2 separate regions of the Mus musculus genome follow, and region 2 is linked to region 1. A link is a loop called in an ENCODE intact Hi-C map of the cell type or tissue named here. Cell type or tissue: left cerebral cortex. All regions are shown on one strand. Each heading gives the region's core, and the rest is flanking DNA. Links, peaks and the distances in the headings are about the cores only. Region 1 has its middle 190 kb from the start of Gm11232. Region 2 has its middle 120 kb from the start of Gm11232.

Region 1 (16,568 bases), core at 4,287-12,286:
ATTTGTTTGGTACTCAGCTTAGAATTTTCTTCTATCATGGATGAACTGAGGCCACTTCTGACATCCCATTTGCACATCAAAATATGGTGGCCCCAAGAACAAACACCATGCAAAATTTAGCTGGTGCACAACCTGACAAGTCAGGGCAAGAGCAAAAGTTAAAAAAATAATAAAAATAAAAACCCAGATATGGACTCAGCAAATACCAAAAGGACAAGATATCAATACCAAAAATACAATCAATAACTGAACTCCAAATGCCTAAGTCTTATCACAAAAACACAAACAACATGAAGAACCAAGACAGTACATCTCTTAGAAATTAATATACTCATTGTACTATTCTTAAAGAGAAGAAATGTATCAAAAGATAATGTTTTCAAAATAGCAATTATAAGTATATTAAAGGAACTAAATATTTCTTGACTATTTAAGCATTCATGGGTCTATATGAATAGGTGGCCAAATGAACACCATGGAAAGCTAAATAAATAGTTGAATTAATAATGAAAATAATTCAACCTATAAAAATAGAATTTAGTAAAGAGATGGAGCCTCTGAAGAAAAGCCAAATTGACATAAAAATGAAAATGAAAAGCTCATGATGAATTAAAATAACCAATAAAAATAATTTAAAAAACACAAGAAACCTTTTAAAGAAAAGTATAACCAATAGATTAAATAAAATGGAAGGTAGACTGTAAGTCTAGAAGATAAGGTAGAGCAGCAGCCACACTCAATTAAAGAAAATGTCACAAATAAAAAATCCAGGAACAGAACATGCTGGGGCTCTGAGAAGGTGTAAAACAGACCAACCAATGAATCATGTGCGTGTGTGTGTGTGTGTGTGTGTGTGTGTGTGTATTTTAAAGGTAAAAAAGTACAGAAAATATTTTCAACAAAGGCATAGGGAAAATATCACAAATTTAAGAGAAGAGATGCCTATCAACAGAATATGAAATAGAAAAAACAAGATAAGAAAATCCCTTTTTTCACAGAATACACAAAACATTAAGTCCACATAACAAGGAAAATATATGAAAACTTTAAAAGAGAAAGACAATGTCACTTACAAAAGTAGACCCTTCAAAATAACTTGACTTCTCAAGGTGAATTTTGAAATCTAGAAGGTCCTGGAGTAATGTCCCACTATTTTTTAAGTGCAAAAATGCCAGCACAGACTGTATTCAGAAAAAATTATCAGTCATAATCATAGGAGAAAGAAACAACTTTCCATGGTAAAATAGAAATAAATAATTTATGTTTATTACCTCATCTCTACAGAAAATACTATGAGGATACTTTGCTCTAAAGAGAATATTAAATACACAGAAGAGAACACAGAAATAAACAATGTTAGTACTGTTAATCAAAAGAAAACAGCATCCACACATATACACAAATAACAGGAATTAAATTAATAACAAATTTCAAACTTAACGATCTCTATTCACTAATAAAAAGACACAGACTAATAGATTAGATTAAAAAACAAAATATATCTCTTGGCTGCCTTAAAGAAACACATTTCACCATAAGTGATAGACATTATGATAGGGTGAAAGAATGAGAGCAGGCATTCTAAGCAACTGGAATCCAAATGAAGCTGAAGTATTCTGATACCTGTAAACACAAACTTCAACCCAAACTAGTCATAAGGGGTAAGGATGAGTATTTAATTTAATTTCATTAATATCAAAAGGATAGTATAACTCTAAAAATTTAAACACTAGACACAGGAGAACTAAATTTTACAAAAGAAACACTACTAAATTTCAAAACACATTGAGACTATTCAACATCCTGTTCTTACCAATAGATAGATCATTCAGACAGAAACTGAATAGAGAAACTCTTTATTAAATGACACTAATTCAAACATATGTAACAGATATTTACAGGACATTTGGCCCAAACACTAAATATACACTTTCTTCTCTGTAAATCATGGAAGTTTGTCCAAAACTGACCACAGTATCCCAAGGATACAAAGTTGAAGCTCAACAAATTTAACCAGTGCACCACTGAATGAAAATGTGTCAAAACATAAATCAAGAAAGAAATTTTAAAATTTTCTACAATAGAATAAAAATGAAAACACAACATGCTCAAACCCTATGAAACCCAATAAAATCAACCCTAACAGGAAAATGTGCAGCAGCAATTTTCTCATCAAAACCTGACAGGTATCATATTAATAGTTATACCTGTAAAACAGAAATAACCTAAAAATAAGAGATGTAAGACATAATGCAAAAAGCTGAAATTAATAAAATAGAAATGAGCAATCAATGTTAAAATTAATCCAATAAAGAGTAGGTTTTTAGAAAAGATTAACAAGCTTGGCAAACACTTAGCTATATTAACTGAAAGAGAGATGATCCAAGTTAAAAGGTCAGTGATTAAAAAGGCAATATTACAACAGATATAGAGGGAATTCAGAGAATCATAAAAGTATACTTTAAAAGCTTCATTCCATGGCCTGGAGAGATGACTCACTGGATATTAGCACTTGCTGATTTTACAGATGACCTGGGTTTGGGTATCAGCTACCACATGGCAGCTCACAGCCACCTGTCATTGAAGTTCTCTGTGATGCCCTGTCCTCTTCTGTCCTCCACCAACACCAGGCATACATTAAAGCAAAACATTCATATACAGAAAGTAAAGTAAATAAATATTTACAAAAATACATTCTATTAAACTTAAAACTCTAACAGAAAAGTATAAATTTCTAAATGCACATAAAATACATAAAGCTTAAGCAACACTTCAGAAAGGAGGCTGAAAAATTGTAAAAGTCTGAAGATCATAGAATTTTCTGTGAGATTGTATCTTTTAGGAATGCCTGAAGCTACACTCATAAAGTCTCACCAACTTGACTACCCAAACATAGGCTGAAAAAGCATGACACCAATAGAAATGCCAAGGTGGATGCAACAAAAGCTTATGAGGCCTCAACTCTATGCTACTGGTAACTAATTAATGCTAAGAACAGGGAATATAATCTTCCCCAAGGATGAACATACCAATGGGTTATTTAATACCAATGGTTAGCCCTGAAAATACATGCATGCAATACCAGTTAATGAAATAAGAGGACCAGTTAATGAATTTGTGACACAACAAGGAGTGTTATGTGAGAGGTTTGGAGGTAGGAAAAGGAAGTAGGAAATAGGTTTATAATCCCAATGTAAAAAACACATTAAAGTAGCTATTTAAATATGTGCATAACAATCAATGAAATAGAAAAAGAATTACAAATTTCCAAACTCAGAAAAAGACTTGCTTGAATTATAAGGATATAGTGCAGAATTCTATCAAACTTTTGAAGAAAAACTAGCACCAATAATTCTCAAATTGTTCTTCAAATTAGAAACTGAAGGAACACTTTCAAATTCATGTTATGTAGTGGTAGTACTATGATACCAAAACCAGTGATACAACAACAACAACAACAACAACAACAACAACAACAACAAAGGAAAATTCTAGGGAAATCTCTGATGAGCAGACACAAAAGTTCTCAATAAAATATTTGTGAGTTAAATTAAAACACAAAAAAGGTATTCACCGTGATAAAGGAAGCTTCATCCCATAGATGCAGGAATGATCGATCCAGTGTTTATCAATGTAAAAATGTAGTAATCCATGACATAAATAGACAGAAATCACACAATCATCTCATTATATGAAGAAAAGATTTTGACAAAATCTTTTTTTTTTTTTTGACAAAACGTCCTATAAATCTAGGGCTAGAGGTAATATATTTGAACACAATAAAGGCAAGAGTTCACAGACAACATCATGAAGAATGGAGAGAAAACCTTAAAGCGTTTCCATTAAACAAGGAACAAGTTGAGGATGACCATTCTCTCCATCACTGTTCAGTATATTGTTGAAGTCTTAGCTAGAGTGATAAGCGAATATAAATACAAAAGGAAGAAGTGTTAAAGTATCAGGTAATGAAAAATGTCCCCCAGAGGCTTGGTGTGGTGACTATTCTTGACTGTCACTGTGACCACATCTGGAATTAACTAAAACTCAAGTGGGGTTCACTTGTGAAGAATTTTTTTCTTAATTAAATTATTTGAAGTGGGAAGAGCCAATTTTATTCCAATCTTTTGAGGTGGGGCAATCCACATTTAATCTGGGCCATACCTTCTACTGTCAGCCTATATAAAGGATATAGAGGAAGGAAATTTGCTGCTCTTTTTGCCTGTTTGCTCTTGTTCTCACTGGCAAAACCATTTCTTTACTAAAGCCTTGTTCTTTGGGATTCTGGCATTGCTGAAGATCAGTTGAGACATCCAGTCTCATGAACTGGACAGCTACTAGATTCTTAGATTTTCCACTATTAGACAGGCATTGTTGAACTAGCTGGACTACAGCCTGTAATAATCTATAGGATTTAGATGAAATCTTATATCATCTATCATTATCTTTCTTTCTGTCTATCTATCTCTCTATATCTCTCTCTATCTATCTATCTATCTATCTATCTATCTATCTATCATCTATCAACCTACCTATCTGCCATCTGTCTATGCACTAATATACTTATCAATCTATGTAATATGTATCTATACTTATCTTATATATGATAAATATCTACATATCTATACATCTATATGTCCATTCTACAAATTTTATTTATGTAAAGAATCCTGACTAATATACTTGGGTATGTAAATACTTGGCTCCCAGTTGCTGATACTGTTTGGGGAAGTTTAGACAGTGCATCCTTGTTGCAGGAAGTATGTCCCTGGATGTGAGCTTTGAGAGTTTAGACTCAACTCTCACTTTACTTTCTGCTTCTTGTTTGTAATTGATAATGTCATCTTTCAGGTTCCTTCTCTGGCCACCAATCCTCCGTATCATGATGGACTCTTATTCTTCTGAAACTATCAGCTCAAACATATTCTTTGTACATACTAATTTATCACAGGAAGAGAAAAGCAAATATTACACCTACTTTTCACTTGTGTCTTAGTCAGGGTTTCTATTCCTGCACAAACATAATGACTGAGAAGCAGGTTGGGGAGGAAAGGGTTTATTCAGCTTATACTTCCATGTTGCTGTTCATAACTAAAGGAAGTGAGGACTGGAACTAAACAGGTCAGGAAGCAGGATCTGATGCAGATGCAATGAAGGGATGTTATTTACTGGCTTGCTTCCCCTGGTTTGCTCAGCCTGCTCTGTTATAGAACCAAGACTACCAGCAATGGGCATCCACAATGGGTCCTCCCCACTTAATCACTAATTGAGGAAATGCCTTACAGCTGGATCTTATGGAGGCATTTCCTCACCTGAAGCACCTTTCTCTATGATAACTCCAGCTTGTGTCAAGTTGACATGCAAAACCAGCCAGTACAACAAGCATGATATTTTACAAAAGACTTTCAAGTTCTTGTATCAGAATATCCTCAAACATATTTTGGACTAAATCTAACTAAAGAAGTAAAAGAATAGAATAATAAGAACATTGAGACACTGTAGAAAAAAAAGAAAGATACCAGAAGATCTCCATTGTTTATGAATTAATAAGATTAATATTGTGAAAATGGCTATCTTCTAAAAAGTAATTAACATATTCAATACAATCAAAATTCCAACACTAATTTCCACAAAAATTGAAAATAATTGCAAACTTCATTTGGAAACACATTAAAAAAGGATGGCCTAAACAAGTCCGAAAAAACAACAAACAACAAATCCCCATTTTACCCATGCCCCCCCCCCCCCCGCCAAAGAACAAACAAAGAAAACCAACTGCTAGAGGTATCATTAAGTTATACTGGATTTCAAGTTATACTGGAGAACTTTAATACTAAACACAGTATGGCACTATAATAAAAACATACATTGGTCAAAAGACTAGAATCGTGGTTCCATGTATAAACCCACACTCTTGCAGCCATGTGATTTTTTTATTAGGTGTTTTCTTTATTTACAGTTTAATTTTTATCCCCTTTCCTGGTTTCCCCTCTGAAAACCCCCTATCCCATCAACCATCCCCATGCTCACTAATTCACCCACTCCTGCTTCCCTTTGATCAACACTAAAAATACACATTAGAGAAAAGACATCATCTTCAAAAAAAAATGGTGATAGTCAAATTAAATAGCTACATGTAAGTAAGGATGAAGCTAGATTTTTTTTCTTACACTGAACAAAACAAAGTCTAAATGGTTATAGAACACAGACCTATACCCTAGTTTGATTTTTTATTTTATTCATTTTATATTTAACACAAATTAGAGTTATTAAAAACGATGAAACTTCAGCTGAGAAAAATGCCTTAAACCAAATTGGTCTCTGAGCAAGCATACAGGGCATTTTCTTGATTAATGATGGATTCAATGTAGAGAAGGCTCAGTTCCTTGTGGGTGGTTCCACCTATTGAGAGATGATTCTGGGGTGCATCATAAGCAGGCAGAACAAGGCATGAGGATCTAGAAAGAATACAACACTCTTCCATGACCTTTGGTTCAGTTTCTGCTTCCAGGTTCCTGCCTTGATTCCCTAAGTGGGTTTCCATCAGTGATGAACTGGGATGGGTAAGTGTAAGCAAAAGCCCTTTCCTCCTCAAGTTACTTTTCTTTCTGATATGTTATCTCAGCAAACAACTCTATAACACACTTGTTACCCTGAATCCGATTGAGAGAAAATAAGGAAGACGCTTGAGCTTATCGGCAAGGAAAGGACTTTCTGAACAGTTCTTAACATTTAACAATTACAAATGGGATCATAGGAAGCTAAAATGTTTATGTTCACCAAGCAACATAATTATTTGATTGAAGAGCCAGTCTATAGAATGGAAAAAAAAATTAAATCAGACAGAGGGTAGTTATCTAGAATACACGAAGAACTGAAAATACTAAATATTAAGGAAAAACATTAAAAATGGGGCATGGAATTAAGCAGGGTTTTCAAAATACGAACTATAAATGGTTGTGAAACATTTCTTAATGTTCAATGTTCTTAGCCACCAGAGAAATGCAAATTAAAACTATTTCGAGGTTTTATCTTACTCTGGGCAAAATGGCTAAGATGAAAAGCAGTGCCAACAAAGGCTGGTGTGGAAGTGGGGAAAAAAGAACATTTATTCACTGAGATGTGATGAAAATCTGGGACAATCACTGTGAATGTTTCTCAGAAAGCAAGAAATAGATATAGCACATGATACAGATGGGCATATCCCTAAAGGATTCTGTATTTTATTACAGAAATATCTGCTCATCAATGTTCTCTGTGGATCTATTCACAATAAGCAGGGAAAGAAAACAGCCTAGATGTCCATCAACTGATAAATGTATAAAGAATGTGGTGCATTTTGATACTAAAATATTATTCAGCCATTAAAAATACGAAACTGTGAAATTTGCATGTAAATAAATGAAACGGTAAACAGTCATCCAAAGTGAGGTAAGTCTCACCATCACATCACATATTTTCTCGCACACATGCCTTTTAGTTTTGTGTCTTTAGATGTGTGTGTTTCATTTGGAATACCAATAAAGGTTAGGAAATTCATGCAGGGATGAGTGGGAGATCTTTCAAGGGAGGAGTATAAAATACAGTGACATGAATAAGAGAACATGAATAATGGTACAGAAAAGATTACATGGGGTAGGGATGGAAGGTTGGGGTAGAGAAGGGAATGTAGAACGTTTAAAAAACACACACATACACACACACACACACACACACACACACACACACACACACACACAGAGAGAGAGAGAGAGAGAGAGAGATTTTCTCTGAGGAACAATGTCCCAATTAGACATCAGATGGTAGCAAAAGAAATCTGCAGCAATATTAATGGGTTATCTCTTTCTTAGTTATGAGGCAGTTGGGGTCTCATTGCTCTATTTTACCCCTGAGAACAGCAGTTCTCAACCTTTGGGTTGCAACCATTAGAAACCAGAAATCCATAATTGATGAAGTTGCAGAGAATAAGAGTCAATGAACTACTCAGCTTAAACTATGGCATCCAAATATGACACCATACCTATTTAGGGCTCCGATTAGGCTCATCAGACCACTCTGTCTAGGCTCAGAGATGTTTGACAATGTGGTAGTAGAAATATTCCTAGAGTCAAAGTTAGTAGAAGACTAAAAGAAAACACTGGTTTTCAGACACAGCCAGAGACACATAATTCTACATATAAACTTAGTGCAGTGGAGATAGCCCCCAAACTCCTGTGCAAGCTCAAGCCGGACAAATTCTAGAATGCAGTAGCAGACGTCATCAAGAGTCAAATGTTTTTTTTTTTTAAGAGTGTTACTTGTTGCAGGTTGACTATGCTCTAGGGAAGGCTCAAATTGGACTTGAGTATTTAAAAAAGAGCAAGAACATGAAATGAGGCTTACAGGGTTGTGAGGGTAGACTTTGGATAAGTTGGAGGAGGAGGGGTGAATATGATCAAAACATATTTCATAAAATTCTCAAAGAATTAATTAAAAATTTGTAAAATGTTAAATTGAAAGATACTTTTAATAATATTGTCCAGAATTCAGTATAGAAACAAATAGGAGCTTTAAAAATATCCAGGTGATAGGAATTAAGTTCTAGGAAATATCTTGTTGGCCCTTTTGGTATTATCAGATGGAAATGAAAGCAAAAAGAAAATACAAAAATTCCAATGAACACATTGATCTACTATTTTAAAAGTCTAATAATACACAATTTAAAAAGTAAAAATATAGATAAATTTTTGCCAAAATCCCTCAGTGAATTTGCAAAATACTACCATCATGCAGAGTAGAAAACATCTCTCTCCATCTCCAAATATCTTTAAAAGATCCAAGATCTCATAACTGTGATTCCTATAAAAATAATTTAAATGCTTTCTTAGTCAAAGAGGAAAGAAACAGGACACACTCACAATCACATCAAAGCAATAACCAATTTCAACACTGGGAAAATCTTTGTTAAGGCATATAATTTATTCATCATTCTCTGAGCTCCAAAGGGCGTGGGCTGTCTCAGATCTCTGTCTTTGCCATGCATAGCACACATGAGCTTGTCAGGTAAGTTCAGAATGACTCTTCTTCATAGCTGCTTTTGTCTTGGTGGTCATGCCATGATACTAGCATAATGCACTCCATAATGCTGGGGTGTCCTATTGAAACTGGTTCCACTTCCACCAATAGCATCTCCTGGTATATTTTTAGGGACTTTGACCCTGATACATCTTGCCAAGCCTCAACTTTTTTTTCATGACTCCTTCAATCCTGAGGCTTCTGATTTAATTCAGATGCACATTTACCAGTCAGGTTTTAAAGCTTCTAGTGTCATGACTCCTTCTGACTTCCAACTCTATACTACCTAGCAGGCTAAGATTGAAAAGTTGTGCTGCTAGGTCAAGATACAACCTTGTCACCCTTGAACCACAGCGTCTGTGTCCTGACCTTGAGAAGCATTGCCCAATAAATTATGAAACTCCAGCTGACCAGACATCATAGACTCATCACAAAAATACCACATAAACAGCCCTGTAGAGTCTTTGAGGAACTCTTTTCTAGAAACTTCAGAAGGCATGTCCCCCCAAACTTCAGAAGGCATGTCTGCCCTGTTCACAGAATTATGTTCCAATTTTTTTTTTCAACAGTTCATTAATACTGATTGGCTAATGGGGTCCAATGTTTCAAAGTCTAGCCACAATCTGCCCTCTAACAACATGGTTAGGCCTATCACAGGAACACCTCATAATGTGATATCAACTTATGCCATAGTTAAAGTTTTAATTGTAATGATAAAAATAACATGATACCCACAATTGAAAACAGAAAAAGTTTATTTCACTTACACGTCTATATAACAGTTGATAATTGAAACTTTCTTCAGAGCAGTGAGTTCAGGAAGGAACCAAAAGTCAAACTGAAACAGAAGCCACAAAGGAGTATTGCTTATCAGCTTGTTCCCCAATGCCTGCTCAGCCTGCTTTCTTATATATCTGGGAAATCCCTACTTAGGGTAGAACTATTCACCATGGGCTGGACCCTTCCATATCAATCACGAATTAAGAAAATGCATCACATGTTTGCCTTCAGGCCAATTTTGTAGGGACATGTTTTTAAGGGAGATTTCTTTTTCTAAGATGAACCTAGCTTGTGCCAAATTGATACAGAAAACAGATAGGAAACTGTAGCTGTTTTTAGGTTGTAGAAGTACAACCTAAAAAGAGAAAAAGACTTTGTTTTAAAAATATTGTTTTAATCTAACAATTGAGTGATTGTTAAATTTCTTCTCTCTTTCTCTTCAGAAACCATCTGGAAAGGATATTACATTGTGATTTTTAGCAACTCCTTACAGACACATACAAGATGCCTCTCCTTCCTTTGATTGAAATTGTGGACTTCTTTCTTCTGTTTCTTTACCTTGCTATTTGGGGCTCAAATAACAGAAGGTACTTTCTCCTGCTACCTGCATGTTAACCTTAAAGGCGTGTTTAAAGTAAAGAAGGTGCCGGGCATGATGGCACACGCCTTTAATCCCAGCACTTGGGAGGCAGAGGCAGGCTGATTTCTGAGTTCGAGGCCAGCCTGGTCTACAGAGTGAGTTCCCGGACAGCCAGGGCTATACAGAGAAACCCTGTCTCAAAGAACCAAAAAAAAAAAAAAAAAAAGTGAAGAGGGTTAAGACTGTTCGCAGTTATAGGAGTCGTAGATCCCATGAGGACTCATGCCCTGGTGGGATAGGCTCATTTTTGTCATGAGCTGAAGACTCTCAAAAGCAGAGAGAAACTTTTAAAATAAAAAACATTCCAAGTAAGAAAAAAATAATGGTTTCATCCTTACTAAACAAATTGCTGATATATTTGTGAAATACAAATACTTTCTATCTTCCCCTCTTAAATTTTCTATAAAATTAGATGTTTTGCTTGAAGGCATTACTTATTCAGTTCAGGTCTGTGGAACTGAGGGCATTTGGCTACAGCTGAGTGGTCAGACTTTATCTCTTAGAGAAACTCATGCCAGGAGCATAGAAATTTCCACACCAATTTCAATGTTATTTGCTTGAGGCAATTCAATGTTGTTATATTTAATCAACTCTGATACAGTACTTTGATACCTTAATTAATAAGTCCTAGGAGAAAAATTTCCTTTAGAAAGTCAATTTGACTGTCACAGACATTAGTAGAATTGGTCTCCTTAGCACTGCTGTGTTCAGTACTGGAAGTAGTCATTGAAGACAGCTCTGGAACAATACTGTAATCATGGTGGGTTTGAAAAGGAACAGGTCTAATTACCGGTTCTGAACATGCTGATAGAATTGGGGCAGATGTCCTGTCTATTCTCCCAAATAAATACACACACACACACACACACACACACACACACACACACACACACACACACACGAATTAGGAGTTATGATGCATATATGAAACAGAACATGTAGTATTCATCTTCCTGAACTGGGGTTACCTAACTACTTAACTCTGCAAGTAACAATAACAACACATATGTCTTAGTTAGGGTTTCTATTGCTATATTAAAACACTATGAGTAAAAGTAACTTCTGGAAAAAAAGATTTATTTTTGTACTCCCATATCACAGTTCACCATCTAAGGAACTAGGAGTAGAAATTCCAGCAGGGCCAGAACCTGGAGAAGTAGAAGCAGATGTAGATCTATGGAGAAAAGATGCTTACTGGCTTGCAGTAGCACCACTCCTGCTACCTCAGCCAGCATTAGGTGGAGTTCTTAAAAGGAACAGATATAATAGCATAAGTCTCTCTCTCTCTCTCTCTCTCTCTCTCTCTCTCTCTCTCTCTAATCTACATAAATGGGGGATTTAGTAGAGTATACTGCCTAGTAAAATAGCTGTCTCCTAACCTAAATGCCAAAATCTGGTAGTTTTTCAGTCTGCGAGGCTGGATGCCCTCAACTGGTCTTTAGTCTATGTTGGAATCCTGAAGATGTAGGCGATAGTACCAGTGAAGGAATTCTTCAGCAGCAGGATAGATGAAGTTGCCAGTGAAAGTAAGGGCATTAAGGCAAAAAAGCAAAAAGTCTCTTCTTCCATGTATGTTGATGTAGATTACCATCAGAAGGTGTGGCACAATACCAGCTAGGAAATGGGGGTTATAATTGACAGGACAACTTCTGTCATATTTTACTAGAAATGTGCTTTTTTTCACATATACAAATACATTAAGCAGATGTTTGTATTTCTTTTCTTTAAGTCCTTATCATAGAATATTCAACTTTAATTGGAATAATATCAATGGTTATTGTATTCATGTTATGAGACATATCTATAATAAATGACATAATGCATTTCTGCTTGTATATGGAAGAGTTTGATTTTCAGTTGAAAATGGGATGCTTATAATGGCCATGATTGGGACTTGGTTATTGTTTACATTTGGAAACTATCTATGACATAGGAGACATGATATGTCCGTGGAACTGTGGTGGATAATCTTGCTTGTCAACTTAACAACACTTACAATCAACTAAAACCAAGCAGATGGGCACACTTAGGAGGAATTTTTCTTTTTTTTATTAGCTATTTTCTTTATAAACATTTCAAATGTTATCCCCTTTCCTGGTTTCCCCTCCAAAAACCCATTATCCCTTCCCCCAATCCCCCTCCACCTGCTCACCAACCCACCCACTCCCACTTTCTGGCTCTGGCATGCCATTAAAGTCTAGGCTCACAATCAAAAATATAAAAGGGAGTTTTCTTGATTGGATCACTTAAGGTGAGAAGACCTATTCTAAAGCTGGGTCATATCTTCTGGTGACAGCTCACATAAGCAGACATGGGAAAAGGTTTTGTTTTTGCCTACTTGCCCTCACTTTGACTGGCATGTTCATTTATCTTACAGCTGATACTCTTTCACTGGTATTAAAGCCTACTATTTCAGGACTCCAATGTATACTGAAGATGAGCTGAGAAATCCAAACTCATGGACTGAACAACTATCAGATTCTTGGCCTTTCCATCTGTAGCCAGCCATTGTTGAAGAGCCAGACCACAGCATGTAAGCTACTCTAATAAATCACACACACACACACACACACACACACACACACACACACTCACACATACACACTCACACACACACAATCATCCTATCTGTTCTGTGTTTCGAGAGAGCCTTGACTAACACACATGGTCTCAGTTTATTTTACAAAGAAAGGTGACAAAGACAGTGTTGTACTGGTTCTAAGAGCAATAAACCAATGGAATAGGAAAAGGATCATAAATAAACACACACAGCTATAGATCCTTTGACTTTCAGCAAAGGTATTAAAAATACAGGAAGCTAGGTGGGACCTACAGTGTCATGGTGGGACCTACTGGCTGACCAACTCAGCTACCACCTGGGCACAGATCAGGCTACTTTGAGTAGGTCCACCCAAATGCCTACCCCATCTGTAAGCTGCTGCTTCTTCTTCTTCTTCTTCTTCTTCTTCTTCTTCTTCTTCTTCTTCTTCTTCTTCTTCTTCTTCTTCTTCTTCTTCTTCTTCTTCTTCTTCTTCATCATCATTTCAATGTGATAGACTGCAGTTTCCAATGCTACTGTGATGAATAGATTTTCAGTGGAGAGGTGAGAAAGATAAAGAAATGAAGTAGTTAGTGAGTAGTGGAGAGAGATGGTATTAGAGATGCAACAGCAGTTATAGGTGTGAGATACAATAGAATTTTATTTGGCCACAAGGAAAATTGAAATCATGATACATGCACGAAAATGCATAGAAGAAGAAACCATTATATTTAAGTGAAATTTATCAGAGTCAGAAAGAAAAAAAATAGTACATGTTTTCTCTCAAATGCAAAATCTAGATTTGAATGTGCATGTACATGTGTGTATATGTGTATATGTGTATAATGAAATTAGAAAGGGTACCACAAGAAGATATGAAAAGGTCATAAGTTGAGGGCAGCAGTACCATGAGTTACATGTTACACTGAATTAACATTAAGTGGGAGGAAAGTCACCAAAAGATGGGGAAAAGAAAAGTTAGGGTGGTGATAAATGTCAAATTATTATAATAAAACTGATTACTTACAATCTGACTTAAAAATAGAGAAAAACTTAAAAATCCTTACCTATCATTGTATTTGACATCAGTAAGAGGCAATAAAGTATTCATTGATTTATCTTTGTTATTTTTTATTTTAAAGGCAGAACTAACACCTTTCCTAAAGAGAATAGGACACTCGATTCTGAACTTCAGCTGAGTTACTTTGGCACGTTGTGGCCCTAGAGTAGTTATAAATAGTATCCTGGCTATTGCCTTTGCCTCTTCAATGGGCAATGAAAGCTGCCTGACAGTGTTGCATAAAGATGAAATGAGACATAACAAACAAAGTTCTTTCCTCATAAATGCTGGTAAGTTTTCATTTGTCCTACTTCCCCAAGTTGCTTAAGTGAATCGGAGATACCAACTAAAAGCAAAAGTAAAGATATGCCTGTCACATCCTGTCTACCCCACTGCCTTGATTTGAATGTGCCCTCTTTTCTCTAAAACACGGGATGAAATTTAATCATCATTAAACAATATTAGGAAGTTGGGTTAAGTGGACTGTTACAAAGAAATCAGTGATCTGGTTTCATGAATAGATTCTTTCATGTATATACTGAATGGGTTATGGGATAATGGTGTGCCTGTAGAATGGGTCTCCAATAGAAGCCAGTTTGGCCATGAGTTAGGTAACATTCTCATATCTCTATGTGATGTCCTATACCACCTCAGGACTATGTACTAAGAAAGTCATCACCTTTTGGCCTTGAATAAGAACTTTGAATCAAAGTTAAGCTTTTCTTTATAGTGTGACTATTCTTTGGTAGTATTTTATTAGCAAAAGAAAGTAGCAAGATACTTAGGCTATCATCCTTCCTGGAACCACTGAGTGTATATTTTCACTCACTTTTGCCAGGTTCACAGGATGCCCCACCTAAGTGTCTTTTTAACATGGTCTTATGTTTTTAAGGACATGACATTAGACTGAGGCCTTATTTTAACTAATTATGTGTGTAATGACGCCCCCCTTTTTTTTCTGGAGATTACCCACTAGGGGATTGAGACGGGGGCCTCAGTAATTTTTTTTCTATTTCCCATTCTACTTATTTTAGGAGGTTAGAGTGATAAAACAATCAAACTCTTCAAAACATGTGCAATTAAGCTTCCAAAAAAAGAGAGACAATATTTTATTTTTTATTAGAAGTTATTCTCTTTATTCTTTATTCTTTTCCAGTCTGTGCTCTTTAAAACAATGTGGGATAGCTCAGCCAGTAAAAAGTCTAGGCATCAATGCCTGGGAACTCTTTTTTTTTTTTTTTTTTTTTTAGCTTTCTTTTTTTTTTTTTTTTTCCATTTTTTATTAGGTATTTAGCTCATTTACATTTCCAATGCTATACCAAAAGTCCCCCTTACCCACCCACCCCCACTCCCCTACCCACCCACTCCCCCCCTTTGGCCCTGGCGTTCCCCTGTACCGGGGCACACAAAGTCTGCGTCTGGGAACTCTTTTTAATCCTCAGAATTCTTGAACTCAGAATGTAAAATTAAAAGAACCAGTTCTTGAAAGTTGTCCTCTGATTCTTATATGAGTGTCTTGGCATGTTCCTGTGTTCCCATACAAACGGGAAAAGAGTATACACATATACTCTCACACATACACCCATACAAATAAGTATATTTTTAAATTTAAGAGATGCAATGCATCTTTTATCACTGGAAAGTTTTGTTTTTACTTCTTTTGGATGAATTATGGACATATATTCAAGATTTCTATATGGTAGATGTTTGTCTTTTCAATTATGGTCTGTATCTCATCTGTTGAATGGTTTATTTGTATGCATATGGAGTAACTGATGTTTTAAACTTTTCTATACAGTCACTTATCACTTAGGTTGTAGGGATGTGTTTCCATGTTTGGCTATGGTAAGATTGTCCAAAAGCTGCCATGTGCTTTCAGCATGTTCACATCAGTGTGCTTTGATATATAATAGGTTTGAGGTCAGCCTGGGCTACAGAAGACACCATTTTAAAGTGGTCATTAGTAATCTCATGTTAGCTTCAAGTGAATTGAATGAGTTTGAAATGCACTTACTTCAGTTCTTAACAAAATTGTTATGTCCACTCTACAGTCTATTCTCTATGTCGTCTCCATTTTGCATCCTTCTCCTCTCTTGCTACAATGTGGGGGCTATTACTTCTATAACCTCACACTGGTTTTTAATATTAGACTGTAACATCTTGGCTGGGCCATCAGTTTCCAATGCATCTATGCTGTCTGTCCCACCTAAGATCCCTTCCCAAAGGCACTCCATCCATTGAGACTCTCATGGGGCTATGCTTAAAACCACTAAACCCACATCAGTCATCAAAGTGACATTTGCTTCTGTGATATGACACAGATTGTCAAATACAGAAATGGATGCTCACAGTCATCTATTGGATGGAACAGAGGGATCCTAATGAAGGATCTAGAGAAAGTATCCAACGAGCTAAAGGGGTCTGCAACCCTATAGGATAAACAACAACATGAACTAACCAGTATCTCCCAGAACTGTGTCTCTAGTTGCATATGTAGC
Region 2 (8,000 bases), core at 1-8,000, 74 kb after region 1:
TGAACATTTTTTCAGGTGTTTCTTAGCCTTTCGGTATTCCTCGGGTGAGAATTCTTTGTTCAGCTCTGAGCCCCATCTTTTAAGGGGGCTATTTGATTTTCTGGAGTCCACCCTCTTGAGTTCTTTATATATATTGGATATTAGTCCCCTATCAGATTTAAGATAGGTAAAGATCCTTTCCCAATCTGTTGGTGGTCCTTTTGTCTTATTGACGGTGTCTTTTGCCTTGCAGAAGCTTTGCAGTTTCATGAGGTCCCATTTGTCAATCCTTGATCTTAAAGCACAAGCCATTGCTGTTCTATTCAGGAATTTTTTCCCTGTGCCCATATCTTCGAGACTTTTCCCCACTTTCTCCTCTATAAGTTTCAGTGTCTCTGGTTTTATGTGGAGTTCCTTGATCCACTTAGATTTGACCTTAGTACAAGGAGAGAGGAATGGGTCCATTTGCATTCTTCTACATGATAACAACCAGTTGTGCCAGCACCATTTGTTGAAAATGCTGTCTTTTTTCCACTGGATGGTTTTAGCTCCCTTGTGGAAGATCAAGTGACCATAGGTGTGTGGGTTCATTTCTGGGTCTTCAATTCTATTCCATTGGTCTACTTGTCTGTCACTATACCAGTACCATGCAGTTTTTATCACAATTGGTCTGTAGTAAAGCTTTAGGTCAGGCATGGTGATTCCACCAGAGGTACTTTTATCCTTGAGAAGAGTTTTTGGTATCCTAGGTTTTTTGTTATTCCAGATGAATTTGCAGATTGCTCTTTCTAATTCGTTGAAGAATTGAGTTGGAATTTTGATGGGGATTGCATTGAATCTGTAGATTGCTTTTGGCAAGATAGCCATTTTTACAATGTTGATCCTGCCAATCCATGAGCATGGGAGATCTTTCCATCTTCTGAGATCTTCTTTAATTTCTTTCTTCAGGGACTTGAAGTTTTTATCATACAGATCTTTCACTTCCTTAGTTAGAGTCACACCAAGATATTTTATATTATTTGTGACTATTGAGAAGGGTGTTGTTTCCCTAATTTCTTTCTCAGCCTGTTTATTCTTTGTGTAGAGAAAGGCCATTGACTCGTTTGAGATAATTTTATATCCAGCTACTTCACCGAAGCTGTTTATCAGGTTTAGGAGTTCTCTGGTGGAATTTTTAGGGTCACTTATATATACTATCATATCATCTGCAAAAAGTGATATTTTGACTTCCTCTTTTCCAATTTGTATCCCCTTGATCTCCTTTTGTTGTCGAATTGCTCTGGCTAGGACTTCAAGTACTATGTTGAAGAGGTAGGGAGAAAGTGGGCAGCCTTGTCTAGTCCCTGATTTTAGTAAAGCCAACATTTCCTGATGAGACAAAACTAGGGGAGCAAAGTACAGCTCTGGAACATTTGCCTTCAACTCTCACACCACTAGCACTAACTCTGACATCAAAGGGAATCTTGTTAGAGGAACAATGATAGCACAGATACTGAGCTAATGCTATGCGAATGCATGTTATATTGGCTAAAAGTACCACCTAAAGACAAGGCTGGGTTAAGCATTGTGTATGTTTCTTCTTCTAACATGCACTGCAGACTAGTCATAGGATTTGTCCTAGCAAGAGATAACTCTTGAGAAGAATCCTGGGCCTGCCTGAAAAAAGTTTTGCAAGGTATCTATGCTTCCTAAAGGAGGAAGATTCTATGGGAAAATGGACAGGAAAGGACAATCATCTTGTCAAGGATTACTCTTTTACTGCTTGACTACATCTAATTTTTTTTTTTTTAAGAAGTGCCCAACAGTAGGGAGAAGGAATTTATAGAGGCCTCCTCCAGCAGAAAGACAAGGCATCAAGTGAGGGAGGGGGTTGCCATCCCACAGTCAAAACTCTGGCTTGTAATTGCTCCATAATTACAGGGATGGAAATGTAGAGAATCCTGAGGAAAAGAAGGTCCAGCACAGCCCCAAAGTGGGATCCAGCTCAAGGGGAGGTCCCATGCCTGACACTATTACTGAGGCTATGAAGTGCTCACAAAAGGGACCTATTATGACTACCCTCTTAAAGACCCAAAAAATCAGGTGAAAGAGTCAGATGCAGATATTTGCACCCAATCAATGGACAGAAGCTGCTGACCCCAGTGATTGAATTAGGGAAATTCTGGAAGAAGCTGAGGAGTACGACCCTGTAAGAGGACCAGCAGTCTCCATTAACCTGGACCCGTGAGATCTCTCAAACACTGGACCACCAACCAGGCAGCGTACACCAGCTGATATGAGGTCCCCAACACATATTCAGCAGAGGACTCACGGGTCTGGGTTCAGTCAAAGAAAATGAACCTAAACCTCAAGAGACTGGAGGCCCAAGTGAGGTTAGAGGTCTGGTGGGATGGATGGTCCCTGGTAGGGACATCTTCATAGAGACAGTGGGCAGAGAAGAGTTATGGAATGTGGAACAGTCTGGAAGGTTAACCAGGAGGGGAATAAAGTCTGAAGTGTAAAAATAAATAAATAAAAGATTAAATAATAAAAAAGGAATTGTCACCTTGAGTAAATAAGTTCCTTCTTGGTTTTTGAATATTATGAGTTATCAGGAATGTGTGGTGACAAATAAACCAAACCATTCAGAAAGAAGCTGAAAGATTTTAATTGAATTACAACACTTAATCTAAGTCAACTATTCAACTAAAATGGAGCTGATCTGTTGCAGTAAATCTATCTGAAATATGCCTTGGCAATGAAAACACAACACAGTTAATATGAATACATGCTGTGCGCCTACATTGGGTAGATCTATAGCTATACTACCATTTTCCCTATCTATAAGACCCCTCAGAACTTGTAGTTTCTCCAGGCCATGTGCTTCTGCTCTGTGTCCCAGCCCCCACTGTCTTCTTCTGCATCCTCTCCCTCTTCCATTTTCTCCTTCTTCTCTCCCCACCTTCTGCTCCACCTTCCCTTTTATCTGCCCATCATCAGCTCTCCTTTATTTTACAAATTAAGGTGGGAAGCAGGGTTACAGGAAATCACCTGAGTGCTGACTCATTCCTTGTTCACAGCCACCCACAGTAGAAAGGAATTAACATAAACTATAATTAGCCCCAGGGCTATGCACAACAGTGGTCTAACCCAATACCTGAAGTAAAGGCCTAGGAAACTTTGTAATACTTCTAAATGGTATATCATTGTCTGTCTAAATCCAATAGAAAGTGAAAAGTAAGATTTAGTGAGGCCTTGTGCTGCTCTGGGCAAAATATTTTACTTCAAATTGCATTTGATTCCATTGTTAACATGCACAGCTTGAACTGACTGGTTCAATTATATAAATATTAGTTAATATTTGCAAGATAAGTACATCTTGGATGCCTAATACACTATATCCAAGATGGTACAATAGGTAAATAAGTGAGATATATCCTTAATAGAACTCATCATCCAAAAGGAAAAGAACACAAGTTTTAAAATATTAAACATGATAAATTCTGTGAAAGAAATAATGAAAGATACAATCCTAAGGAGCTCCTTTAGATACAATTCATATAAAATGCCTTTATTTCAAGCAACACTAAGTTGAAAACTAAAATTAGTAAGAGGTCTACCATGTTAAGTATGCTTTAGGAGTCTAACATGGTGGTATAAGCCTTTAATCCTAGTACTTGGGACACTTGAGGCAAGGGATTGTGTGTTCAAGGCCAGCTCAGACTACATAGAAAGATACTGTTTCAACAACAACATGATTCTAGACACAAGGCACAAATGAATAGAGATGTGCAAAGGCTATAAAATACAGATAAGTGGATTAAGAATATTGAAGAATATAAAATTTGATCTGACTAGATTTTATGAAATGAGCAAAGAACATAGAGGCACAGAGAGAGATTGTGCAAATAATTTCCCCATTGCAGTGAAAACCCACCACAGGGTTAGCACTTTCAAATCACTATCCATTTACTCTATTGGGTCTACCAGATTCATGATGAACAAATGACTAGAAGAAAACAGTAACGTGTAGAAAATGACCATGGTAGACCAGCAATGGTGTCAACAATGCTGGTATGATTCTAGTAGTGATTATGTGGAAACATGAGGGATGTATTTTATGTTTAGTGTGACAGGAGCAAAAAAAAAAAAAAAAAAAAAAAAAAGAAAGAAAAATGCAGGGATAACCTGGCTTTTAAAACAGTGCTCAAAATATGCATTGGAGAAAAAAGAGCTTCAAAGTATGGTGCTAAAAATGAGACATTCACATTTAAAAGAATGAGGCTAGGTCTGTATCTTTCACACTGTATGGAAATCAACTCCAAATGTATCATAGACCTTAATTTAGTACTTGGAATCCTAGAAGTACTGGAAGAAAAATTAAGGATAAGATATAAACAGAGACAAAGACTTTCTGAACAGGCCTCCAGACACTTGAGAAATAAGGCCAACAATTGACAATTGTGTTTCATGGGACTGAAAAGACTCATTCAACAAGAAAAACAATTACTCAAGTGAGGATAAGACCTACAGAGTAAGATAATAACCTTAGCCATTTACACATCTCATAGAGATATGTTAATGGAGGTTGTAGTTAGAGATTTTTATAGATTTAGAATATACAGAGAACTCAATAAGCCAAAGAAAAAATTAACCAGCCAAATCAATTAATGAAATGTGAAATGAGCATGGTTCTTAAAAGATAAATTGCTCATAGAGAATAAACATAAAGAAGTTCAACTTTACTGTCTGAGAAATGGAAATTAAAACTTAATTTACATTCCATGTCACCCCAATCACAATAGCAATCACTAAACAAACAGATAAAAACAGATGCTGGAGAGGATGTAGGCAAAAGGAACTCATGCTGGTGAGAATGTCAACTACTCTACCCACTGCAGCAATCAAAAACTAAAGTAGACAATCATTTGATCCAACCTTGCTACTCCTGGGTATCTTATCTGTAGAAATCCAAATCAGGACATCATAGTGATATTTGTGTGTCAATATTTACTATAGCAATATTCACTATAGCCAAATTGTGAAACCAACAGAGGGATGAATCAAGACAATGTGGTATGCAGACACAGTAGAAGATCTTTCAGCCATAAAAAAGCACAAAATTTATGTAGTTTGTAGGAAACTACACATGACTAGTTACTGATATGTTAAGCACATCGAGTCAGTTTTTTGGAACATAAATTTCACATTTTCTCTTCTTTGTTAGTTCTAGACTTTGAATAAATACATAAAACCATATGTGTACTTGTGGCATGAAAACAGAACTGAAATTGTCTATAGGAACATAGTGGATTATAGGGAGAGGAAAGGGCAAAAAAGAGGGAAGATAGTTAGGGATAGGAAAGACAGCCCAAAGTATATTGTGTAAAGTTGTCCCTATGTGACACAGCACCATGAATATGAGAAAACAGAACAGTTTAAAAAAAAAAAAGGTAAAGGTGGTTCAGTTTACTTGTGAAAAGTGGTTAAATAAGTATAAAGGGTTTAGAGACATAGTAAAATTCATTTGGGGCAAATTAAATTGCTTACAAGGAAATATACCATACATACATATGTTCTTTTAACTTAGAGCTAGATGTAGATATAGAGAAATCAGTGGAAAACAATTTGCATTAATCAATATTATTTGACAATCCAGTCAACCACTGGGAATTGTTTCTTTATAAATTAAATTAAGATAATATCTACCAGTGTGATTTATAGAATTATTGTATAAATCTCATACTAGATAATGTATGCCTATACACTTCAAGCATCCACAGAAATAACAAATGAATAAATAGATGTGGGTAAGTAATAGATTTTTAATAAAGCATGTACATCAATTATCTGTATGTGAACCTCTACTGGCTGTACTCAGATGTACCTATCATTTGTCATTTTGTCTATACCATCCCTGAGTTATGTCCATGAGAATTCCTCTTGTTTGAGTCTATGGTGTATAGTTGCTTTCAAAATTATTTCTCATCATATGATTTTATTTTGGCTTGTTTTATTTCACATATACTTTAAATTTTCTTTTTTCTTTTCTTTTTTTTTTTTGCAATTTCATACATTTATTTACCAATTGAGGACATGTAGTGTACTAGACTGTTTCAATTTGGATTATATTAGTAAACAGGGCAAGATTATTTTTCTCTAGGCTCTGTAGTCCCTTAAATCAGTATTCTGATTTCTAGCATAACACTTGTGTCACTTGAGTGAAAACGAAAATTCTTAGCTATAATTTGTCCTGGTTCCGCGGATATACACAGTCTCTTAAAATTACAGTTTTAAAGTTAGCATACAGAACAATGAGTTTCGTTATAGCATTTTCATAAATGTAATGTCATTACATTTTGTTCCAACCCACTTTCTCTGTCCTCCTCCATGTCCTCCTCCATGCCTTCTGTGCTGCAGCTTGCTCTTGCCACCTCTCCCTTTGAATGTAATTCTTCTGCTTTTGTGTCATGTGTATACAACTATAGTCACATTTAATCTTCATTCCTTAAGGTAATTTGCTTAACTTTGATGGCTCCCCTTGTAGTTCCATGATCTATATCCACTAATATATGTGTAATCTTAAATATAGTTTCTATAAACAATCTAAAACAGTATATGTTTTTCTGAGTCTTATTTTATTTAGTATAATGGTACCATTTCCATGCATTTTTCTGAAAAAAAAATTACAATTTGATTTTTCTTTGCAGCTGGAGAAAATTGCACTGAGAATTCAATTCTGTTATGTATATGCACCACATTTTCTTTATTCATCTGTTGATTAACATGTGATCTAGCTCGATTTCCCATATTGTGCCTTTTGTGACTTTATTTTGAATTTTCTACATTGCTGAAAGTTTTTATTGGCTCCACACCTATTCCTGTAGAGTACTGTAGGTTTTATGTAAGCATAAAATCATGATACCTACACCTAGGGATGATTTAACTTGCTGAGATGGTATAAAATGTATATCTGTGGGTGGCCCTGAACATTACGTGGAAAGAGCAACCAAAATAATTGTCAAAGTTCACTAGTATGTGCCAAATTATGATATATATTAGATAGTCAATAGCTTTCTTCGTTAAGTAGTTAAGAGTTTGTAGGCAAGTATTCTTTCTAGTGTATCACCTCACTTTTTCCATCATAGTAAGGGACAAAAATCCCCAAGTAAGAAAAGCAAGTATGTTCGGTGAGAAGTTTCTAGCTGCATAAATAACTCTTCCTTGCCCTCTGAATAACATTCTTTTAGTAAGATACAAAGTCATCTTTGATGTTCCAATAACTTCTGAGGGTTTAGCCCTGTTCCCACAGGGTTCTCTCAAACAGATATTTGGAGGCACAACGAATGTTCATGGGGTCACTTGGCTAAAGGGAGTATTAACATTATGAAGAGGTAGAGTAAGTTTCTACTTTAAATGACACCTGTAAGTGATCAATGATAAAAGCAAAACCTAGAGAACCTGTCATGGAAGCAGAAATAGTTTGTCTTCATATCTATGTATGCAATAGATTTGGCTAGTTGGGCCTTCTTCAAAATCCAGTTAAAGACAAATTTTATTATTGCAGCTTTGTTTCATAGAAATGGTGACATTTGCAAAAAATCTTCATTTTAGTAGTGGTATCTTTTGGAAAAAAAAAGCCAAAGTATTATCAATTAAATAATATATTTATCAAATAAGTTTATTTTTATTTTTTATTTTTCTGTTTGATTGATTTGCTACTTACTTAAGAATCTGTGGGGCATTGGGATATACACAGACAGTCTGGTCTCCAGTTGAGCTGAAGTGGAATCCCAGAGTGGTGATAATTCACCTACATGGCTTGGTAGGCGTTTGCTCATACTCCTGGAACTCTGGCTCCTGTCGAAGTTACTGCCCCCCACAGCCTTGACAGGAGAAGCATGGCTAGCAGTCATGTAGACAATGTCTCAAGCTTCTGATCTTCAGGCTACACTTCTCCCCAGTAACCTAGCAACAGTAAAGATAATGGCACACCATAAGAGGAGCTGCTTGGCCCCACCTTACTCTCCTCTATCCTCTCT

The links. A loop is a pair of places that touch in the nucleus more often than their neighbours do. Peaks named below come from ENCODE experiments on the same cell type or tissue, not always from the same donor. Only the 100,000 strongest peaks of a DNase experiment are listed, where the experiment ranks them.
Region 2: it touches region 1 in a loop (14-fold over the local background); 2 of 42 quality-filtered maps call a loop at or near these places.

The regions. Positions count from the first base shown.
Region 1 is chr4:71,944,164-71,960,731 of GRCm38, reverse strand. No RefSeq gene overlaps it. Among named protein-coding and RNA genes, the nearest start is that of Gm11232, 190 kb to the right of the region's middle. In left cerebral cortex, for the core only: no CTCF peak of the experiment used is centred there; DNase peaks (open chromatin) are centred at 6,467, 7,085 and 7,506; H3K27ac peaks cover 851 bases.
Region 2 is chr4:71,874,190-71,882,189 of GRCm38, reverse strand. No RefSeq gene overlaps it. Among named protein-coding and RNA genes, the nearest start is that of Gm11232, 120 kb to the right of the region's middle. In left cerebral cortex, for the core only: no CTCF peak of the experiment used is centred there; DNase peaks (open chromatin) are centred at 4,295 and 6,329; H3K27ac peaks cover 1,110 bases.